Regions from separate parts of the Homo sapiens genome. Here region 1 is linked to region 2. A link is a loop called in an ENCODE intact Hi-C map of the cell type or tissue named here. Cell type or tissue: ovary. All regions are shown on one strand. Each heading gives the region's core, and the rest is flanking DNA. Links, peaks and the distances in the headings are about the cores only. Region 1 overlaps LOC102723633 (a long non-coding RNA gene). Region 2 has its middle 110 kb from the start of OLIG3.

The links. A loop is a pair of places that touch in the nucleus more often than their neighbours do. Peaks named below come from ENCODE experiments on the same cell type or tissue, not always from the same donor. Only the 100,000 strongest peaks of a DNase experiment are listed, where the experiment ranks them.
Region 1: it touches region 2 in a loop (4-fold over the local background); 1 of 110 quality-filtered maps calls a loop at or near these places.

Annotation. Positions count from the first base shown.
Region 1 is chr6:137,440,329-137,444,723 of GRCh38, forward strand. All of the region lies in intron 3 of LOC102723633 (a long non-coding RNA gene), which reads left to right. Among named protein-coding and RNA genes, the nearest start is that of OLIG3, 52 kb to the right of the region's middle. In ovary, for the core only: no CTCF peak of the experiment used is centred there; no DNase peak of the experiment used is centred there.
Region 2 is chr6:137,387,114-137,391,508 of GRCh38, forward strand. No RefSeq gene overlaps it. Among named protein-coding and RNA genes, the nearest start is that of OLIG3, 110 kb to the right of the region's middle. In ovary, for the core only: no CTCF peak of the experiment used is centred there; a DNase peak (open chromatin) is centred at 2,200.

The sequences.
Region 1 (4,395 bases), core at 104-4,103, 53 kb after region 2:
CTATGCTGAATAGGAGTGGTAAATGTGGGCATTCTTGTCTTGTTCCAGTTTTTAAAGGAAAGGCTTTCAGCTTTTCCCCATACAGTATGATGCTGCCTGTGGGTCTGTCACATAAAGGCCATATTTGGACTTTATTATTTTGATGTATGTTCCTTCTGTGTCTAGTTTGTTAAGAGTTTTTATCATGAAGAGACGTTGAATTTTATCAAAGCTTTTCATGTGTCTATTGAGATGATTACATGGTTTTTGTCCTTCATTCTGTTGATGTGATATAGCATATTTATTGTGGTTTTTTTTTTTTTTTTTTGAGATGGAGTCTCACTCTGTCTTGCCCAGGATGGAGTTCAGTGGCATGATCTTGGCTCACTGCAGCCTCTGCCTCCCGGGTTCAAGCGATTCTTCTGCCTCAGCCTCCTGAGGAGCTGGGACTACAGGCGTGAGCCTCCACATCCTGCTAATTTTGTACTTTTAGTAGAGATGGGGTTTCACCATGTTGGCCAGGCTGGTCTTGAACTCCTGACCTCAGGTGATCCACCCACCTCGGCCTCCCAAAATGTTGGGATTACAGGAGTGAGCCACTGCACCCGGCCTATTGATTTCAATATGTTAAACCATCCTTGCATCCCTGGAATAAATCCCACTTGAACATGACATCAATATTTTGATGTGCTGCTGGATTTATTTTGTTAGCATTTTGTTGAGAATTTTTGCATCTGTGTTCATCAGGGACATCAATCTCTAGTTTTGTTGTTTGTTGTGTCTTTATCTGGTTTTGGTATCAGGGTAATGCTGGCCTCATAGAATGAGTTATGGAACATTCCTCCTTCTTCAATTTTTTGGAATAGTTTGAGGAGAATTGGTGTTAGTGCTTGTTTGTAACCCTGGTAGAATTTGGCAGTGAAATAATCTGGACTCTTTTTCTTGGGATACTTTTTAGTAATAATTCAATCTCATTACTCATTATTTGTGTGTTCAAGTTTTCTATTTCTATTTCTTCTTGATTCAATCTTGGTAGGCTGTAGGTATTCAAGAATTTATCCACTTCCTCTAGGATTTCCAATGCATTAGTGTATAGTTCTTCTTAATAGTCTGATTATCTTTCATATGTCTGTGGTATCAGCTGTAATGTCTTTTTCATTTCTGATTTTATTTATTTTGGTCTATTTTCTTTTTTCTTGGTTAATCCAGCAAGTGATTTATTGATTTTGTTAATCTTTGCTAAAAATCAACTATTTCTTTTGTTGATTGTTTATAGTTTTTCAGTCTTTATGTCATTTAGTTCTGCTCTGATCTTTATTATTTTTTTATTTCTACTAATTTTGGATTTGGTTTGTTCTTGCCTTTCTAGTTCCCTGAGGTGCATTGTTAGATTGTTTATTTGAAATCTTTTCATATTTTTGATGTAGGCGTTTACTGCTATAAACTTCCCTCTTAGTGCTCTTTTGGCTGTATTGCTTAGGTTTTGGTATGTGGTGCTTCAGTTTTCTCATTTCAATAAATTTTTTTATTTCCTGCTTAATTTCTTCTTGGCCCAGTGTTCATTCATTCAGAAGCTTGTTGCTTAATTTTTATGCATTTGTACACTTTTCAGTGTTCCTCTTGTTATTGATTTCTAGTTTTATTCTATTGTGGTCTGAGAAGATACTTGATAGGATTTTCATTTTTAAAATATTTATTGAGATTTGTTTTGTGTTGTAACACGTGATCTATTCTGGAGAATGTTTCATGTGCTGATTAGAAGAATGCCTACTTTGTAGCTACTGGACAATGTGTTCCGTAAGTGTCTGTTAGGTCCATTTGGTGTAATGCGCAGTTTAAATTCAGTGTTTCTTCGTTGATTTTCTGCCTGGATGATCTGTATAATACTGAGAGTGGGTTGTTAAAGTCTCCAATTATTATTGTATTGGAGTCGATCTCTCTCTTTAGATCTAATAATATTTGCCTTATATATCTGGGTGCTCTGGTGTTGGGTGCATATATGTTCAACTCTTGTTGAATTGATCCCTTTATCATTATATAATAACTGTCTCTTTTTACTGTTTTTGACTTAAAGTCTGCTTTATCTGATATAAGTATAGATACTCCTGCTAACTTTCGGTTTCTATTTGCATGGAATATATTTTTCCATCTCTTTACTTTCAGTCTATATGTGTCTTTGCAGGTGAGATGAATATCTTGTAGGCAGCATATAGTTTAAAATCCACTCAACCAGTCTATATCTTTTAAGTGAAAAAGTTTAATCCAGTTATATTCAAGGTATTACTGATATGTGAGGGGCTATCCTTCTATTATTTGATTTTGGGTTTGTATTGTTCATTTCTTACTCTCTGATTGTTCATTATTGTGGCTTGGTGGCTTTTTGTAGTGGTAATATTTGAGTCTATTCCTTGTTTCTGTGTTTGCTCCACCAGTGGTTTTTATATTTTCATGCATTTTCATGATGATAGATACCATTAGGGCCAGTCTCGTAATGATAAATTGCTTCAGCTTTTGCTTGTTTGGGAAAGACTTTATTTCTTCTTCATTTTACTGTGTATGGTATCCTCGGCTGACAGTTTTTCCTTTTAACACTTTAAATATATCATCCCATTCTCTCTTGTCCTGGTGAGTTTTCTGCTGAGAAATTTACTGTTAGCCTGTTGGAGGTTTCTTTACAAGTGACTAGACTTTCTTTTTTTCTTGCTGTTTTTATAATTCTTTTTGTCTTTTATTTTTAACAGTTTTACTGTAATGTGCCATAGAAAAGATCTTTTTGAATTGTATCTATCTGGGGATCTCTGAGCCTCCTGTATGTGAATGTATAAATATCTTGCTAGACTTGGGGAAGTTTTCATCTATTATTTCATTAAATAGGTTTTCCAACTCTTTTGTTTTCTCTTTACCTTCTGAGACACAGAGAATTTGAAAATTGGGTCACTTTATGGTACCCCTTATGTCACATAGGCTTTGCTCATTGTTCTTTATTCTTTAAAATTTTTTTGTCTGAACGGTTTATTTCAAAAGACCCGTCTTCAAGTTCTGAGATTCTTTCTTCACTTGGTCTAATCTGTTGTTACAGCTATTGAATGTATTTTGTACTTCATTCAATGAATGCTTCAGGTCCAGAATTCCTATTTGTTTGTTTGTTTGTTAATGATATTTATCTCTTAGATAAATTTCTCATTCATACCCTGAATTGTTTTTCTGATTTCTTTGTACTTTTTTTTGGAATTCTCTTGTATCTCACCAAGCTTCTTTAATATGATTATTTTGAAATTTTTCTGGGATTTTATAAATTTCTTTTTGATAGAAATCTGTTACTGGAGAATTATTTTGTTTCTTTGGAGGTATCATATTTTCTTGCTTTTTCATGTTTCCTGTGTTCTGATGTTGATATCTGCATGACTGGTGTAACAGTTGTTTCTAATTTTTTGAATTTGCTTTCACAGGGGAGGACTTTTCCCTGAAGATGTGTCTATGGTGTGGCTGGGTAAGGCACTTTGGCTTTTATTCTGGTTGCCTGTAGTATTGTAGTCTCTGCACAATTTATTCAGCCATAAACTGCATTAGTGATGTCTATGATTTTCTTGGTGGTTTGGGGTGTGGTTGTTAGTGGAGGCCTGTGATAATATTTTGCTAGTGACTGGAATGCCAGGTGGCCCAGTCTTTGGGATTTAGTGGTGGCAGCAGCAGGCTGAGAATGTCTGTCCTTGGGCCCCAGGGTCCCATGTGCTGGCACCAGTGTTAGCTGGTCTAGATAGGTCAATTCTTGGGCCTCCAAGTGGCTGACTTGGGTACTGGGAATGGCAGTGGTGGGCTGGGAAAATGGGCAGGTTCTCAGGTCCCTGGTCAGAGCTCTGGCATGACTAATGGCAGTAGCATTGGTTGAACAACTCTCCAGGACCTAAGCAGTTTTCACTGGTGGTGGTGGTGGCTGTGTTAGTCTTAGGGCCAATGTGATCAAGAGGCTCTCCCGTGGCTAGAATCTCAGGAGTCTATGGTGGAAATGTGGACCACTGGGAGTCACCCACTTACCTTTCCCTTACATTAGGGAGCTTTTCCAAGCTCCCAGCTGCTCCAGGCTGTGGAGACTGCCTTACATCTCTCTCCTTCCCTGATTTTGGTGTTTCCTGTCACTTCCCTGTTGAATTACATGCTTTCTCTTAGTTGATCTATTTGAAATGTGATTATCTACTGACTATTTTGGTTCTTCTTTGTGAAAGAGGTGAGGACTAGATGCCTCTAGTCAGCCACCTTAAAGCCCCTCCTTCATTATATTTCTTTTTTTGTTGTTATTTTTCTTAATTTATATCCATTTCCATATATTAAATAATGATAGAATCCTCCAAAAGATCCAATCCATCGTATTTATGGTAATGGCTCTTAAATCCATCATCATCCTTTACCTCTCTACCT
Region 2 (4,395 bases), core at 152-4,151:
GTGGACTGATAGTCCCAGGCCAGACTTCTCTGTGTCCTTTTGTAAAGGGAACATGCTCTGTGGGAGGAAGAGGCCAAGCAGGACTGAGCTGCTCCGTTGTAGGCACTGGTCTGAGCAACAGAAGGCTGGTTCCTTGGGTGGCACTTCTGAGTATTTAGAGAAATATCCTAATTCTCAGGAGACACAGGATTGCATAATTTGCAAAACTTTCTGAGACTCAGAGTAAGATATTGGGTCCAAATGGGAAGACTAACCAGTGAGGATAAAAGCTTCTCTGATTCAGGAGACTTAAGGGTTCTTTCCAAAGCTGTGGTGGTTCCTGCAGTTCCTGCCCTGCCTAGAATCTTGCCAACATGGAATTGCCTGATGGTAGACTTTGAGCTCTAAACCAGAGGTCTCTAACCCCCGGGCCACAGCCACCGTTACCTTCTGCTGTGCAGCGGGGTTCCTAACAGGCTGCACAGCGGGAGGTGAGCAGCAGGTGAGCAAGAGAAGATTCATCTGTATTTATAGCCACTCCCCATTGCTCACATTACTGCCCGAGCTCCGCCCCTGTCAGATCAGCGGAGGCATTAGATTATCATAGGAGCATGAACCTTATTGTGAACTGCACATGCGACGGATCTAGGTTGCAGGCTCTTTATGAGAATCTAATACTTGATGATCTGTCACTGTCTCCCATCACCCCCAGATAGGACCATCTAGTTTCAAGAAGACAAGCTCACGGTTCCCACTGATTCTAGATTATGGTGAGTTGTATAATCATTTCATTATATATTAAAATGCAATAATAATAGAAATGAAGTGCACAATAAATGTAATGTGCTTGGATCGTCCCGAAACCATCCCCCTCACCCTGGTCCGTGGAAAAATTGTCTTCCATGAAACAGGTCCCTGATCCCTGGTGCCAAAAGTATAGGGACCGCTGCTCTAAACCATGACCTGAAATGCCCCTGAGCACCCATGCTTACCTGACCATAAAGGTGCCAAGCCTGGTCCAGGACCCTGATCCATGGTGACCTATATCCCAGCAGGGAGGAGAAGCACTTACTACACATCACCTTCATAAGAACCTAACCCAGAAGACTTGCATTGGAAGGGTCACTGCCCTCACTTGGTGACCCCTTGCCAGCACTCCTACAAATACATAGCATGTTAAGCAGAAACTCCTTGGATTTCCTCCCTTGCAATGCCGTGACATAAAAGGTATTGAATGGGGTTGAATTAATAGAGGAAATATAACTACCAATGATGACAGTCTTGTAAGTATCACACTCAGGGTATCCATATCATTATAAAAGCTCAATCCCAGGAGAGGAAAGGAAGGTACATGAGAGATTTCCTAGTGTCAGGAATGTCTAGGTCTCTGTGTTTTTCAGTATTGATCTATTTCTTATTCCAAGCAGGTTTTTAAAGTATTTTTCTTCTGGCAGTTGTCTCATTGTCATGTACTCTTGGTTCCTGGTTGAAAAACTCTTGGGTTTTTTCCCCTCTTCAGCTTTTTCGGTTCTTAATTTGGTTAAATTGTTTTAAACCTTCCTCATCAGTACTGTGTATAATATCATATCTAAGAGTTTATATACTAATTGATATGCTTGTAATCTTTCTAGTACTTCTAACAAATCAGTAAATCAGCAAAAAAGAGGGTCAGGCCAGGCATGGTGGCTCATGCCTGTAATCCCAGCATGTTGGGACACCAAGGCAGGTGGATTGCCTGAGTCCAGAAATTCAAGACCACCATGGGCAACATGATGAGATCCCATCTCTACAAAAATTTAAAAAATTAGCCAGGCATGGCTAACTCCTGTGGTTCCCAGCTAATCAGGAGGCTGAGGTGAGAGGATTGCTTGAGCCTGGGAGATTGAATATGTAGGGAGCCAAGACTGTGCCACTGCGCTGTAGCCTGGGCAACAGAGTGAGACCCTGTCTCAAAAAAAAAAAAAAAAAAAAGGAGGGTCATATTTGTCTTCAACTTTAAAAATGTCTGTCCTTTGAGCGGGAGCTGCAAGTTAAAATTTTAAGAAATGTTTAGAGTAAAATGGAACAATTCTCCCTGGTGAGAGAATTCACTTCTTCATTGCTGGTGCTATTTCTTTACAGAGTTTTGCAATAGGGATTAGGAGGAAGGGTGAATCAGAGCCCCCGCTTGTGGTTTCACTGTCTTATTTATCTCCTCGACTTGCTGAGACAGAAGGGGAAATCCGGGGAGGGGTTGGGTGGAGGTGAGAAGAGGAGAAACAGATAAAGAAACACAGAAAAAGAGAGCAGATAAATGGAGAGGGAACACGCATATTATAAGGGAGTAAAAAATGAGAACCGAAAGAGGCATAAGTTAGGCATTAAAACTTTTATGTCATCTTGTATTTACTTGCTAGAATATAAGCATAGAGATTAGATGGTTTAATGAGTGTGTGTGTTTGTGCACGTGCACATGGATGCATGCTATTTTCAGCAGGGATAGTATAAGTCCTTGGAGCACTTAGCAGCAGGCTAAACAAATTGTCTGAACTGCCTTGAATGCTCTGAGCAAACTTGCCATTTTTATTCATGGGCCTCTGAGCCATGGCTCCCAGTGGATACATGAAGATTAAATAAATTATCTTTCTGATCATTAGTGAGCCCACTATCTTATTCATGGCAAAGGTGGAGCCTGCAGTAATTCTGTGGACAGAACCTTAGCTTTAAGTTGGGCAAGAAAAGGTTTTGTCTTTACCCTTGTTTTAATGCAAGGGGGCTATGCAGAGGATAAACAGGTGCATAGGCCCAACCCTAGCCCACCCAGCTGGTGGGGCAGGGCCAGGGCATGGAAAAGGGGATGAGGGGCCATCTTGCCAGCTGGGGTCTGATCACCGAAAGAGTGGCTTCAAGCAGTAATGCTCATTCTTCTCTAGCGGCAAGACTCTGCTTCAATGCAAAGAGAGGGAGACCTGGAGGGAGGCTGTTGTGTGTTCCTCATGGAATATGGATTCCTACAAGACAAGAAGAACAAAGGCCTGCCCAATGTGACCAGGAAAGATGTGCATCCCCTGCAAGGGCCCAGCGTGCCTTTTCTTGCTCTGAATCTACAGCTTTTTATATCCCTCCAGGCCAAGACCTTCTGTGCCTCTGCTTCTTCCCTTCTATCTGGCGATGACCTCCAGCCTGGACCCATAATCGGGGTCAGCAGGGAAATGGAAGATCTATTCTGCAAACTGCCTCTTTCCCCTGCTGTCTCCCCCGACTCGGTCCTCTCCCAAAGGTTTGTTCTCCTGTTAGATGTCAAGTTGATGATTCTAAATCCCAGATGTGTCATGCTCAGTTAGTGAATAACAGACTGTCAAATAGAGCAATAAATCTTCTCGCTCAGTGACTGCTGTGCAGAGCTGCCATGCCACAGCACTCACATACCCACTAATTCTGTGTGATGAGTGAGGCTGGCGGCAGCCCTGTGTCCTCCAGGGACTGGTATCAAGGTGCAAACATATTGAGATGGGATGATTGCTGGATCCATCCTGCTTTCCCAGCCCCTCAGTTCATGACTAGAAATCCAAAGGCAGCCTGCCATGTAAGCTCTGTTAATTACGTTGGCTGAATGCCTCTTTGGAATCTCTATCCTTCCTGAGATTCTGACAACTTTTTCAGAGAATAGCCCGGTCCGGGCAAATTACTGGTTTGGATTGTTGTATGAGGTTGTTTTCTATCACAGGGATTCCTTTATTTTTCTTTATTAAGTGATAAGAAGTGGAGCTTTTCTTTGGTATCTCTCCCTTAGGGAGACACCATTCAGAACACTGGGGATTCCTCTTTTCTCCTACTAGGTTTGATCCCTTAGCCAATCCTCTGGAGAGAAAGCACTGAGTTGGTTTTCATAAGGTCTAGGGAATGGAATAAAATGGATTCATGGAATCCAGACAAATACATTCCTAGCTTCACAGCCCTTCTATTAATATACAGTTGCATTTTCCTAGGTGAGACTGTCTCCAGCAAAGAAAGGCCTAAGTCATCAATTGCCATATTTGCCGATAAGTGAATATGGCCACCATGGTAACAGAATTCTGTTCATATCTGTGCTGTCAGAAATATTTGGAGCCCTGTATGAACATCCCTAAGACTGTAATGTAATGTCCCCCACTCAATGACTAAGAGCAAGGAATTCTAGACAGACTGCTGTGGTTTGAATCCCGCCTCTGCTACGCTGTGTCTTCCTCATAGAAAATGCATTCTTGGGGAGGAATTCCTACAAGACGCACTCTGAACCTTAGTTTTTATGGCATAATATTAGTTCTTACTACATAAAGCCAAATCACATATCAAATGACATAATGCATGTAAAGTGTTTAGTACCAAGTCTGGCATACAGTAAGTGTTCGGGATGTGATTGGAATTATTAGTATAATAACATTGATGATCAGGATT